2 separate regions of the Homo sapiens genome follow, and region 2 is linked to region 1. The links are chromatin contacts, found by Hi-C or POLR2A ChIA-PET in ENCODE. All regions are on one chromosome and are shown on one strand. Each heading gives the region's core, a stretch centred on a gene start or an enhancer-like site at or near the end of the contact. The rest is flanking DNA. Distances are from core to core; before and after follow the strand shown.

Region 1 (6,296 bases), core at 1,289-3,788:
AGTATTGCAAAAACAAAACCTGTTGATAAAGTCCTAATAGAAGCTACAGTTAGAAAAGTGAGGGTTAGCCAGGTGTGGTGGCTCACACCTGTAATCCCAACACTTTGGGAAGCTGAGGCGGGTGGATCATTTGAGGTCAGGAGTTCGAGACCAGCCTGGCCAACATAGTGAAACCCTGTCTCTACTAAAAATACAAAAAATTAGCTGGGCATTGTGGTGCACACAAGAAGTCCCAGCTACTTGGGAGGCTGAGGTGGCAGAATCGCTTGAACCCAGGAGGCAGAGGTTGCAGTCAGCTGAGATCGCACCACTGCACTCTAGCCTGGGCGAAAGAGCAAGACTCTGTCTTAAAAAAAAAAAAAAAGGAAAAGAAAGTGAGTGTTGATGGAATTAAGATAAAAGTTTACAGGAGAGTTGGTATATTCAAACACACTTCATATGAGAGCATAAGAGCTCCACACCCTTCTCCCATACCTACAAGCCCTACGCCTCTCTTCATCTGTATGCTTTGTAGCATCCTTTACAATAAACCGTGAAGGTAAAAAACAAACAAACAAACAAACAAAAAACACCAAAAAAACAGGTGCTGCTAAAACTGAACTGTCAGTAGTAGAAGACTGCGATGGAATTACCACACCCACTGTTCATAATTCAAACATAATTCAAAACTGATCAAGACTTTAAAGTAATGGAGAATAAAGTAAAAGGCATGTTAATTGTTACGGAATACCTTTGCTTGCCATTGCCTCAGTGAACAGCCTTTTAAAAAATTTTTTTTCTTTTTTTTGAGACAGAGGGTCGCTCTGTCACCCAGGCTAGAGTGCAATGGCGGGATCTTGGCTCACTGCAACCTCTGTCTCCCGGGTTCAAATGATTCTCTTGCCTCGGCCTCCCGAGTAGCTAGGATTACAGGCGCCCGCCATCACGCCCAGCCATTTTTTGTATTTTTAGTAGAGAGAGAGAGAGAGAGACGGGGTTTCACCATGTTGGCCCGACTGGTCTCAAACTCCTGACCTCGTGATCCGCCCGCCTCGGCCTCCCAAAGTGTTGGGATTACAGGCGTCAGCCACCGCGCCCAGCCTAAAATCTTATTTAAAAATTTTTTTACATGAGTTTACCAACTAGATTTAACTTATGGTTGCAAAATAAATTGATTTCACCTTTATCTATATCATTAAATTTGGTAAAAGCATTACAGTTTGTCCAGTCACTTCAGAGAAGTCAAAGTCTTCTACAATTTCTTAAAGTTTCAAAAGATTCTTAGCTTAATTTATTGGCTCTTTAGGTCAAAAGAAGGACTTTTCAGGGTGATGAAAATGGAGGAAGGAGGAGCTCACCTTTCTAAAAATGAGTTTTCAATTACTATAATTATGCATAAGACAGGCAGCATTTCTGGGCCAAGATTTGATGCCTTGGTCCCATGAGAATTAAATTAGAGCCACGCATAAATTTGGGGCAAGTTCTGCAAAAACCACTTCAACCTCTATTGATGCTGAATAAAAAACTCATTGTTAAGATTCATCAACACGAATATATTTTCTAACACACACTAGCCACTCTGGCAACAACCCTTTCATCATTTTCTATCCAAGAAACACAACGGAATGCATTTCAATCCTGCTCAACAATTACCACGATTACAAGTAGAGGGGAGAGCTCAAAAGTAAGAATCTAGTTCACCGAGCCCGACCTTAAAGTAGCAAGGCCCAACCCACACTGCTGGCTATTGTATTGGTTCCCCAACACCTCCAGGGCTGGAAGGACACCAGAACGCTCCCGACACGTTGAGAGAGAGAAAGCCAGTCGTTAAGGGCGGGGTGGTGGATGATCGGAATCGTTCACATCGCAGCAAGCCAGCAGGGACACAGGTGTGCGGCCAGGCCCCGGTGCCGCTGTCCTTGCTCCAGGGCGACAAGGCCCTTCGCAACCACCACAGCCCTCGTAGGCGCTTACTTATTCATTCACTTGACAATTACGCGAGAGGCACTCTAGCAGGGCCGGCTCTCGGGGCCCCCGCCCTAGTCTTGGTAAATCGCTGCCGCCAGGCGCGGCCCTGCACCGCCCGCGCCCCGCGGACGCTGCCACCCGCGCCACGCTGCGGCGCGCTCTGGCCACCTGGAGCCCAACCCCGGCCTCCGCCGCACACGAGCGCCCACGCCCCCGGCCCTGCCCGCCGCAGGTCCCCCGGCCTCCGGCTCGCTTCGCCGCCTCAGACCTGCCGGGTTCGTGGGGCAAGTGGGGCGCGCGTCTGGAGACCTCCAGCCGCCCAGGATTCAGGGGCTCCTCTGCGCGCGCGATGCCTGCACTCGAGGGCCTCGCGGGTGGGGCAGGCCCACCGACCACTCACCTCAGCTGGGTCAGAACCAAGCGGCCTGCTCTAAGCCGTTTGAAACCGCTTGGGCCGCCGCACACCCCGCAGTGTCCTCGTTCTTTATTGGTCCTCGACGGACCGCCCATCGGACTTTTATTGGTCCATTTGAAAGGCCTGTGGGCACGCGCCGCCCGCAGCCTTAAAGGGGCCGCGCGCAGCCGTGTTTCCCTCTGGACCAGACGCCGCCTGCACGGGTGGGGACGCTGGTCGCTGCCGGGGGCAAGTCTGCCGACTCCAGAAAGAAAGGCGAAAGAATGTGTGTAGACCCGGGCATCCTTGGTCGTCAGCATGTTTGCTTTATTTAATTACAGATGTTCAGGCTGCTGTCAACACCCGACAATTTTTTTTGGTCATTTCATTCCCTAGAGATTGTGAAGCTAAGTGCTGTGAGGGAAACCAGAGGCAGCTGAGATGTCGTGGAAGTAACAGCGAATGAAGCCAGGATGCTGGATTCTGACCTTGGAACTGTTCTGAGTAAATCACTTTTCTCAGTAAATCTTCTGGAGTTGTTTCCTTATCTGTAAAATGGGATAACGATGTTTCCCTTACAATTTAATGGAGGAGTTAATATAACTAATAGAATGTCTGAGAAAAGCCTTTGTGAACTGTAACGCATCCTGCAAATGCTTAATATTCCCTTATAAAAACGAGAGGCTTGGTTAACATGATCTCCAGAATTTTAGCTTAGCTCTACATTCAGTGTTTCTGTGAATGAGTTCAGGTCCTTACTTCCAAGGAATTTGTAATCTACAGTGGTTGGAGGAATATAACATACAGACTAGTCACTAAAATTCAAAGCAGTGTAATAACTGTATAAATGAAAAGCTATAAATGCTTAGAGACAGGAGAAATTTGATGGGGGAGGATCTGTGAGGAAGATGAATTTTTAACCTAGGATTTAAAGAATGTGTAGATTCCCAACAGGCTAAAAGATGGAGAGAGGATGGATAAAAGTAAATGAAACAATTACATGTTTTTTCATTGTCAAGTTGGCAGAGATGAAAAAGTTCAACAGCCTTTGGTTGGTCAAGATTTGGAAAAACAGGCTGGGTGCAATGGCTTATGCCTGTAATCCTAGCGCTTTGGGAGGCCGAGGCAGGAGGATTGCTTGAGGCCAGGAGTTCAAGACCAACCTGGGTCTTGCTATCAAGACCCCATCTCTGTTTTTAAAAATATAAAGAGATTTGGAAAAATGGACACTCAAAGTCAATATTGGTAAGAGTATAATTGGTACAAACCTTTAGGAGGACAATTTGACAGTTACTAAAATGTACATAATCTAGTTCTGGCCCAGTAATCCACTATGAGGAATTTATCGTACAGATCTGTGCAAGTATGCAAAGAAAAATGTACAAGGATGTTTACTGCAATACTGCTTTTTTTTTTTTTTTTTTTGAGACAGTCTCGCTCTGTCGCCCAGGCTGGAGTGCAGTGGCGCAATCTCAGCTCACTGCAACCTCCGCCTCCCGTGTTCAAGCGATTCTCCTGCCTCAGCCTCCTGAGTAGCTGGGACTACAGGCACGTGCCATCACACCTGGCTAATTTTTTGTAGTTTTAGTAGAGACGGAGTTGCACTGTGTTAGCCAGGCTGGTCTTGATCTGCTGACCTCGTGATCCTCCCGCCTGGGCCTCCCAAAGTGCTGGGATTACAGGCGTGAGCCACTGCACCCGGCTTTTTTTTTTTTTTTTTCTGACAGAGTCTCTCTCATGTCACCCGGGCTGTAGTGCAATGGCGTGATCTTGGCTCACTGCAACCTCCATCTCCCGGGTTCAAGCAATTCTCCTGCCTCAGGCTCCCAAGTAGCTGGGATTACAGGCACCTGCCACCACGCCCGGCTAATTATTTTTTATTGTATTTTTAACAGAGATGGGGTTTCACCATGTTGGTCAAGCTGGTTTCAAACTCCTGACTTCAGGTCATCCACCTGCCTCAGCCTCCCAAAGTGCCGAGATTACAGGCGTGAGCCACTGTGCCCGGCCCTTTTTTTTTTTTCTTTTTTTTTCTTTTGAGATGAAGTCTCGCTCTCTCGCCCAGGCTGGAGTGCGATGGCACCATCTCAGCTCACTGCAACCTCCACCTCCCAGGATCAAGCGATTCTCCTATCTCAGCCTCCCAAGTGGCTGGGATTACAGGCATGTGCCACCAAGCCCAGCTAATTTTTTGTATTTTTGGTAGAGACGGGGTTTCACCTGTTGGCCAGGCTGGTCTTGAACTCCTGACCTCAAGTGATCCACCCGCCTCGGCCTCCCAAACTGTTGGGATTATAGCTGTGAGCCACTGTGCCCAGCCAGCACTGCTTAAGATAAAAATAAAATAAAATAAAAAAATAAATCTGGAGGCCAGGCATGGTGGCTCATGCCTGTAATCCCAGTGCTTTGGGAGGCTGAGGTGGAGGATTGCTGGAGTGTGGGAGGTCAAGGCTGCAGTGAGCTATGATCACGCCACTGTACTCCAGCCTGCGTGACAGAGTGAGACGCTGTCTCTAAAAAAAATAAAAAATCTGGAAATTACATGTTCATCAACAGGGAACCTTTTACATAAATTATGACATATCCATTCAATAGAACACTATGAAACTGTTAAAAAGAATGCGGTTAATCTATGTGCTGGAACAGAAACATGCACAAATTTTATTAATTGAAAAAAAGGCAAGTTGCAGAACTTGTGGAATGATTTTATTATATATGGTTATAAACGTATGTGTGTTTGAGGGCATGCCTGAAAATGGTTAGAACATTCCTGGAATTATAAGAAACTTAATAGGAGTGGGACTTGGGAGGGAAATGAATTTTTACTGTTAACGTGGTGTGTTTCTTTTTTCTTTCATAGAAGGAGCAGAGAGTAGTGGGGAAAGTGTGAGTCAGGGCGCAGAAACAGCAAAGTGCATCGTATGTATGGGACTGAACATGTGGGGTTGATTTTAGGACTGAAATTTTGTTGGGAAGTAGTGGAACACAAGATTGACACAGAAGGTTAAGAACAATTCTTTTTCTTTTTTTTTTGAGACGGAGTCTCACCTGTCGCCCAGGCTGGAGTGCAGTGGCGTGATCTCAGCTCACTGCCACCTCCACCTCCTGGGTTCAAGCAATTCTCCTGCCTCAGCCTCCCAAGTAGTTGGGACTACAGGCACAAGCCGCCATACCTGGCTGATTTTTTTGTATTTTAGCAGAGATGGGGTTTCACCTTGTTGCCCAGGCTGGTCGCAAACTCCTGAGCTCAGGCCATCCGCCCGCCTCAGCCTCCCAAAATGCTGGGATTACACATGTGAGCCACTGTGCCCGGCCAGGAATGATTCCTAAAGGATCTTGAATCCCAGGGTATGGAATTGGTACTTTATTAAGTAGATAATGGGGGGGCTATTAAAGGTACCTGAGCAAGAGGGTGGCAAAATCAGAGTTGTACTTTAGGAAAATTAATTAGCTTGATTGTCTAAAATGGTTTAGAGTTGGGAACCCAGCTAGGAGTATGATATGAGGTGTTAGCAGTGGAGAGGATGAGAGCAGATTCAAGAAAGAATGAAAGATTTGGCAACTGACTAGATTAGGTGCAAAGGCAAGGGTGGGTCCCATTTAGGGAGGTGAGTCAAAGAGAATTCCAGGATTTGATTGCCCAATGGAAGTAGGAAGTCAGGAGAAGCCAGTCTCAAGGGGAAGGTGAGGCATTTAAATTGCAACCTGTTCACTTTTAGGTACCAATAAGGCATTCTAATGGAATCATCTGAGTAGGCCTAGAAAATACACGATGGAAGCTGGAAGAATAGATGCAGAATCAATGATATAGATTTGGGAATCACATTGATAGAGTGAATGAGACTGCAGATTGGGGGATTGGAGAGAGTGAAAGGATGGCCAATGAAGACAGATCCACATGTAGGAGAAGAAGAAAGGAATGAAAGCAATATGGTCATGGTAACCTTGGATAAAT
Region 2 (7,079 bases), core at 555-3,054, 170 kb before region 1:
GCTGTCCTGTGGAGCTTTTCCTCCTGCTTGGGCCTAGCTACCATCTCCCTCTAATCCCAGGTTCTCTACACTGCCCTGGGGTTTACCAGCTGGATTGGCTTCTGGTTGAGAAATCAAAGCTGGGCGTATGATTGACTTAACCCTTCAGGTATTGTTACTTGAATAAGTCAAGTGCCTAGCCTCACCCACCTATGATCTGTCCTTTCCCAGCCTCGCTGGTAGTCCTGGTCAAGGAGATCTAGGTCTACTCCATTCCTCCTGGCCCACCTGGGGCATTCACTGGCAGCAGCTGTGCTTCAGTGGAGCAGGTGGTTCTCAGCTGCTTGTTAGTATACTGCATGTGACACTGTTCCCACATACAAGGCTGACTTCTGAGGATTGGAGCAGGCTCTGGCGGGGACCAGAGCTCTGCGTGCTGCTGCTGCCACCAAGAAGTGTTAGCAGAAGCAGTAGCAGCCAACTGGCCCTCCTGACTTTGGCCCAGAGCACATGCGTGGCTTGCTGAACCCAGGCTCAGGTTTATCCCCAAGGCCCCAGCTTTGAGAAGGGGGAAGGCCCCTGGTAAGTTATTGATGCCCCCATATTTCAGCTACTGCTCTCTTTCCAAGGCCTTGCATGGAAAGGCCTAGCCATTGTCTGAGGCAGCAATCTTTGGCATCTACAGGTGGCAGCAGCCTTTCACCAGGGCTCCATCTGTGAAGAGTCTCAGCCATGACTTTGAGCTGAGCTTGGGAGAAGTAAAGCAACTGTTAAGGCCAGCCCTTGCCCCTCAGACCTGCCATGAAAGGAATGAGCCCTAGACTGACTCCTGCAGCACCCCCGGGACAGGCTGGGACCAGCTGTTTGTCTCCAGGTGTCAGAGTCCCTCCTCCTCCTCCAACCTCTCCAACCTACTTTGTTTGGAAATACCGAGCTACACTTCAAAATGTATTCAAGGGATTTCCAATAAATTTTTTTCTGTACTTTACAGCCTCCTGTCCTGTAGGTTGTCTGAAGACCTCGTAACCCCTTCCCCACCCCTGCCCCAGTGCAGGTCTGGGAAAGGGGAGAGTGGTGCGTTGTGAAGCGCAGAAAGACCTCAAGTGTCTGGGCAAGCCTGTTTTGAGTCGGGTGTGGCCTCTTAGGGGCTGTATACCCTGGGGTTTCCTGGGTCAGGAAACTTCTTAGTATTTCTCTTTCCCTGGTCCCCTATCAGGGGCTTGAATTTGAATATTCAGTTGGAGAATGCATTTAAAATACACCCATAGTAAAATCTCCATAAAATGCAGGCCACCGTTATCAGCTCTTTATTGCTCTTACATAACAACTCACCCTGGAGGGAAAAACAACAGTGCAAGGCAGGGAGTGCAGGGCTCCCCAAGCCATCTGGGGGATTTGTGGCTGAGCAAGCAGAAGAGAAGTAGCAGGAAGTTAAAGGTCCATGCAAGTTTGTTAGCTGCCTTGATCTGACTGGCGGTGCTTGAGCAGCCAGGAAGAGTAGAAGAGCCCCGGGGTATGCGTCCTGTCTGGCTCCTGGGGCCTGGGGCTGCAGGCCTCTCAACCCGGCCAGGGCCAGCCCCGCCTCCTAATTCTCCTAGTTTGTGACCATAGTTAGGGGAGGGAGCTGATTGGTGGAGACAACATCCCGGAGGTAGGGATGGTTCTAGAGGCAAAAGAGAACTGACAGAACTGGACAGCTGCTGTCTGGGTTGCTTCCCCACCCGCCTTCAGGCTGAAGCTAGGCCCAGGATTAAAAGGGCTGGTTAGAAAAGTCCAAATCCAGCCTATTCCTGGAGCCAGGAGCTCCTGATTATTAGTAAACCAGGTGACACTGATCATGTGGCCAGCCAGGACAGTTGCCCAATACCTGAGTCAGAAGTGACGAAAAGGCTGTTCTGGTGTTCCCCCTTCAATCAGGAACCCCCAATAACAAAGTTTTCAGTTGCCCCATGCCCAGCAATGGTGTCCTACCTCTTTAAAGCATCTCCCTACACTCTACCCCTGGAGGCCATCGTTGTTAAGGCCTTGGTAAATTGGCATTTGAGTCACTCAGCAGAGGCCCTGCCAGGAGCCCAACCCAAGTAAACAGTTTCCTCGCTCCTGTTTCCCTGGGTCACTGCCTCTCTATTCCAGCCACTCAGCTCTAGCTGAGCAGATCCAGAGAGAGAGGAGGCCCCCAGTGCCTGGAGGAAGGCCACCATTGTGGAATGGGACTTGCTTCTTGGGGCTGAGGCCCAATGTTTGTAATCACCATCTGTAACCACAGCCTGATCCTGCAGCTCTGGCCCTGCTCCCCCAGCCCGGACAAGCAAGGAGGAGAAAAACCAGGCCCAACTGGGGCCGCTATAGCCTCCTGATTGCCATTAGCAAGCAAGCAGCAGACACCTGGAACCTGACCACTATGGGAGGTGAAATTCTGGCCTACCTTCTCACCAACAAACCTGTCAAAAAAAAATGCGGTAAATAATCATCTTAACTTTTAAAGCAAAGCAAAACTTGCTTAAGAGAGGATAGGAGAACTGGATCTGTCACAGCCTCCGTGTGGGCCTGGCAGGTGGAAATGGCCTGGCCTCAGGCTGAGGGGTGGGCAGGAAGGGAGGACTCGGGCTGAGGGACCCTCTCCCAGCTGCTGTTGCATGAGGCTGGGGCTATCACACCATTCACCCATGACCACTGCACACTCGCGGTGTTAGATACGGTCTACATTTTTTTTTTTTTTTTTTTGAGGTGGGGTCTTGTTCTGTCACCCAGGCTGGAGTGCAGTGGTGCAGTCACGGCTCACTGCAACCTTGACCTCCAGGGCTCAAGCAATCCTCCCACCTCAGCCGCCTCAGTAGCTGGAACCACAGGCATGTGCCATCATGCTCGGCTAATATTTTTTTTTATTTTATTTTTGGTAGACAGGATCTTACTATGTGAGATCTAACTATGTCCAGGCTGGTCTCGAACTCCTGGGCTCAAGCAATCCTCCTGTCTCTGCCTCCCAAAGTGGTGGGATTACAGGTGTGAGCCACGTGCCTGGGGTGTCTGCATTATTTCTGATCCTCAAAGGAACCGTCTTCTGATGAAGCAGCAGCCACAGGGGTGGTGAGCCAGTGATGATGACTGTTAGCGGTGAGAGCTGGCACGTGAGGGAACGAGGACTCAAACTCTCGTGTGACTCCAGATCCCACACCATTGTCCATCACAGTCCACACCACTTTTCTTCCCCCTGCTTGCCTTAGATAAATCTAAGATCCCTTCAAACTTCCGGTACCTTCCAGTTGGGAAACAGGAGAGGCCCTGGTCATAGGATGCAGCACATGGTGGCCTGCTGGAATGCTGGGGGTACAAACAACGGGAAGGTGGCCGTGGACACCTCCATGCCTAGAAGCTGGTCAGGAAGCTGCCCTCATCACCACTCGAGTGCACAAGATGAGGAAGCGGCAGACGGACTGGGGAGGGGACTTCCTGAGGCCCCATCTGTTCCTCTTCCTCCACCGCACCACACTTCCCATCCAGTTTCCAACTTCCACACCCAACTCATTTCCCCAACATCCAGATGAGCAGTTTTGCATCAACATTTTTATTGAAATACAAAAAGTGCAAACGGTGAAATACATGATTGGTGCCAAGGAAGTCATTAAGTGTGAATGTGAACACTGGATTCACACAGTACAAGCACCCGCTCCCTGGGGTACAGACCAGTGGGGGACATGAGAAAGACCAAATAGATCCGAAAGGCTCCCCAGTGAATGGGGCTGTGAGCGACACTTGATACACAAAGGAGGGCGGAGAGCAGAGCAGCCCTGGCCGAGGCTAGAGACCAAGGGACTGATGAAGAACCAGCAGCAGCCCAGGCCCCAGGGGGCTGGATGCACTGCTGATGGTCTTGGGAGAGCCCAGCGAAGTTATGCCCAGGCCCAGCCTGGCTTGCGGATGGGGCTGGGCTGGTCAGTGAGGATCCCCACAGTACGGGCTCTGGAATCATCCTGCCTGGCCAAGGTCATGGGGGCAGGGTCACTGCAGGTACTTCCCTGTACTCCCCAAGGACAAGGCTGCAGGAAGAGGGATCCCCAGGAAGGAGTGTAATTCTACGAGACAGTGGGAGTGAGATCAGCCATCACTGGGGCCGAGGTTCTTTGAAAGACAACAGGGCTGGCCGGGTGCAGTGGCTCACGCCTGGAATCCCAGCACTTTGGGAGGCCGAGGTGGGTGGATCATGAGGTCAGGAGATCGAGACCATCCTGGCCAACATGGTGAAACCCCGTCTCTACTAAAAATACAAAAATTAGCTGGGCATGGTGGCATGCACCTATAGTCCCAGCTACTCAGGAGGCTGAGGCAGGAGAATTGCTTGAACCCAGAAGGCGGAGGTGTGCCGAGATCGCGCCACTGCACTCCAGCCTGGTGACAGAGCGAGACTCCATCTCAGAAAAAAAAAAAAAAAGGTGGCCCTAGAGCCCCTTAATCCCCTGGGGAAATTGCTAGAACCCACCTATCTGGACTGACCTATCAGCACAATCTCTGCCCCTCCTACGGGCACTCTTAGTCTCTACCCCAGCCCCTTTAAGAGTCCCCCAGCTGGAGGAAGGAGCCATAAGATCCTGAGGCACTGAGTCACCTCTGGCTGGGGCAGGGGCCAGTGTGACTCCGTAACAGACAGGTCCACAAGAACATGAAGGCTGATGATCTGCCCGTGTGGGAAAGGAGGCCAAGAGGGGAGAGGCTAACCTGGCCGGTCACTGATTCCATCACACGCTGTAGCTCTCGGGGGCGGGGAGGTGGAGAGGGAGGTTTCAAGTGGATGCTGGGACTCTGAGCCATGTCATCCAAGCTACCAGTCCCTGCACAACCAAGGGGTTAGGACACCCCAGGGGCAGTATCACTTGGGAAAGGCTGACCCAGGATGTGTGGAAGAGGAGGCAGAAAGCAGACACAGTCTCCAGCCCTGTCACTCCTCAGCAGGGGAAATACCCCAGACTGCGCTGCTGGGGGCAGTACAGGAGCAAGGGTGCTTGCACTCAGGCCTTCATGCAGTGGGGCTTCTGCAAAGCAGGGCAGCCTACCAGATAGGGAGGCACCTCAGCTTGGGGCGGTGTCCACACCAAAGAGCTCAGCTGCTCATTCCCAGCAATCAAGAGGGGAGGACTGGCCCCTGCTACCAGCCCAGCCGGCAGTCATTTGATTCATCCACACTTGCTAGGGAAACAGAGGCAGGAAAAAGCAGGAAAGGGGTTACTGGGGCTCAGTCCTTCTCCAGCTGGAAGAGCCAAGCCCAGCTCTGGAGAGCCCAGCAAAAGCCCGGTGTCCAGAGAGGCAGTGAGAAGTGTAAGGCAGAGAAAAACGTCTTCTGGTAACAGCGAGGCCGCCAGGGCCGTGAGGCGGGCTGGACAGAGGTGGGGGAGAGCATGCCTGATGGGTGGCTCCAACATCTCTCTCCAGGGGGCTTCATGGCCCCTGATGCCAGGAGGAAGAGTCCAAACCCGGGCTACCAGAGAAGGGGCTGGTGGGGCAGGGGCCAGGTTCAGAGCCCGCTGGGGTCCGGGCTTGGGAACAGCTCCCCTTGGTGATCCAGAAGGAACTTGGTGAAGGTGTTGATGGGATTAATGGCCTTGAGGGTGATGGCCGCATCCTTGGCCCACAGCAGGTTAGGGCCGAAAACAACAGCCAGGTTAGTGTTGGTCATCTTGTTCTGGTCACTGTGTGCAGAAATCTGTGGAGGGAATCAGGGACTGCAGCAGGAAGCCACAGATGCTGCCTCCCACTCCCAGCAACAATGACCAGGGCGCAGAGGAGGCGGCAGCTCCTCCTTCCCCCTCCCTTCACCCCAGAGGCCAAGTCCAAGGTCTCACCTGCACCAGGAAAGCAGTCAGGAAACGAAGCACCTGGTAGTTCTCCTCGGGCAGCGTCTGGAGGACCTGCAGTGTCGCTGGCACCCTCTGGCTTTCATCAATGTCTATGAGGAAAGGAGGCCCGGGTTATAGGGGCCCTAGGCTGGGCTGGTTCAGGACGCTCTGATGCAGGCTAGAGGGGAGACCCCCAGCAGTCTTCCCTGGGAGGCGCCTAGGCCCGAAAGCCTGCAGCGCACCTGCCCCAAGTCCAGCCCCAGGCCCAACAGAAGAGATGGGGACTCACTGAGGAAGCCCACCACATGGGGGTAGAGGTCAAAGGTGAGCAGGGGCTCAGGAAGCTCCCGGAGGAAGGTCTTGAGGATGACTGCTGGCAGGTGCAGCTCATTGTACTGGTCGAAATCCACAGGCAGCCCTGGGGTGGGGGCAGCGTGAGAGAAGCTCGGCACAGCCTGAAGGGCAGCACCCATCTGCAGACAACGCGGGCCGCACTGCCTGACTGCCCCTGGACACTGCATAAGCCCCTCCTCCCAGGGGCGCCCTCTGACACCTGCCTCCCTCTTCCTCTGTGATCAGAGAATGCAGGTTCCGGCCATCTGGGGAAGTGGGGCCCGGCACACCCCACCGTTATTCCTTGCCTCTGAATGTGCCTATACCCAGGACCCGGGAGCCCGACCGATGAGGCAGCAGGCCTGGCAGAAGTAGGACTTATGTGACACCCAGAGCCACGGAAACCTCCAGCAGGAAGAGACTCTGAGACTCTCATTTACAGGGCAGCAGAGGGCAGAGAAGCCCCCTACCAGTAACACACATATGGCCCTGCAACAGCCCAGGGCTGCTCACCCATGTTGTACTTCTGCTGCACTTCCCGGACCACTTGGGTGTTGGCCGACCTCCGGAAGATGCCCTCGGTGGTGAGAGCTGGGAAACAGTAGGGCCTGGTGAGCCTCCGAGCGCTGGGCACCGGCTGGATTCCCTGCCCCTTCTCTGTCTTGGGGTTCTAGGCAGGGCTGGGTGGGGACGTTGAGGCTTGCAGGACCTCCCTCTGCCCTGCCCAGCAGCTTCCCCAGCTTCCTGAAGGGAGCCGGGAGACCTGGCTGGTGAGGAGGCAGGCCCGGCACTCACCGTGGGCCTGTAAGTAGGCAACAGTCTCCCTGAGTACAATGGGAATGGGCTCCTGCTCTGGATTCTTCTCCTGGAGGCTGCGGGAAAAAGGCTGGTGAGCCGGGCCTGCAGCCCTTCCCGCCCCGCCGTGGCCCAGCCACCTTT

Evidence for each region. Hi-C counts contacts between places; a loop is a spot of excess contacts on that map. ChIA-PET counts read pairs that join two places held with the same protein, here RNA polymerase II (POLR2A). Pooled maps may share reads with other maps.
Region 2: a loop to region 1 is called in a pooled map, with 4 times the contacts of the local background. The contact joins the enhancer-like site here to the promoter of LRP4-AS1 in region 1. A Hi-C loop is called at or near these places in 4 of 50 pooled maps. POLR2A ChIA-PET finds 5 or more read pairs at or near these places in 3 of 52 experiments (PC-9, Panc1 and WTC11).

Annotation. Positions count from the first base shown.
Region 1 is chr11:46,843,873-46,850,168 of GRCh38, forward strand. It overlaps LRP4-AS1 (LRP4 antisense RNA 1), which reads left to right and starts at 2,539. Exons shown (of 3, transcript NR_038909.1): 1 at 2,539-2,627; 2 at 2,738-2,845. It overlaps CKAP5 (cytoskeleton associated protein 5), which reads right to left and starts at 2,408. Exons shown (of 44, transcript NM_001008938.4): 1 at 2,348-2,408. RefSeq lists enhancers at 1-592, 1,651-2,228, 2,683-2,802 and silencers at 2,063-2,212, 2,393-2,472.
Region 2 is chr11:46,673,552-46,680,630 of GRCh38, forward strand. It overlaps ATG13 (autophagy related 13), which reads left to right. Exons shown (of 19, transcript NM_001346311.2): 19 at 1-967. It overlaps ARHGAP1 (Rho GTPase activating protein 1), which reads right to left. Exons shown (of 13, transcript NM_004308.5): 9 at 6,936-7,012; 10 at 6,654-6,731; 11 at 6,097-6,225; 12 at 5,814-5,917; 13 at 3,529-5,674. The coding sequence ends at 5,486. Among named protein-coding and RNA genes, the nearest start is that of ARHGAP1, 24 kb to the right of the region's middle. Within about 2 kb of position 1,805, at least 32 of the 41 ENCODE cell types and tissues checked have a DNase peak (open chromatin) inside an H3K27ac peak, as active enhancers do.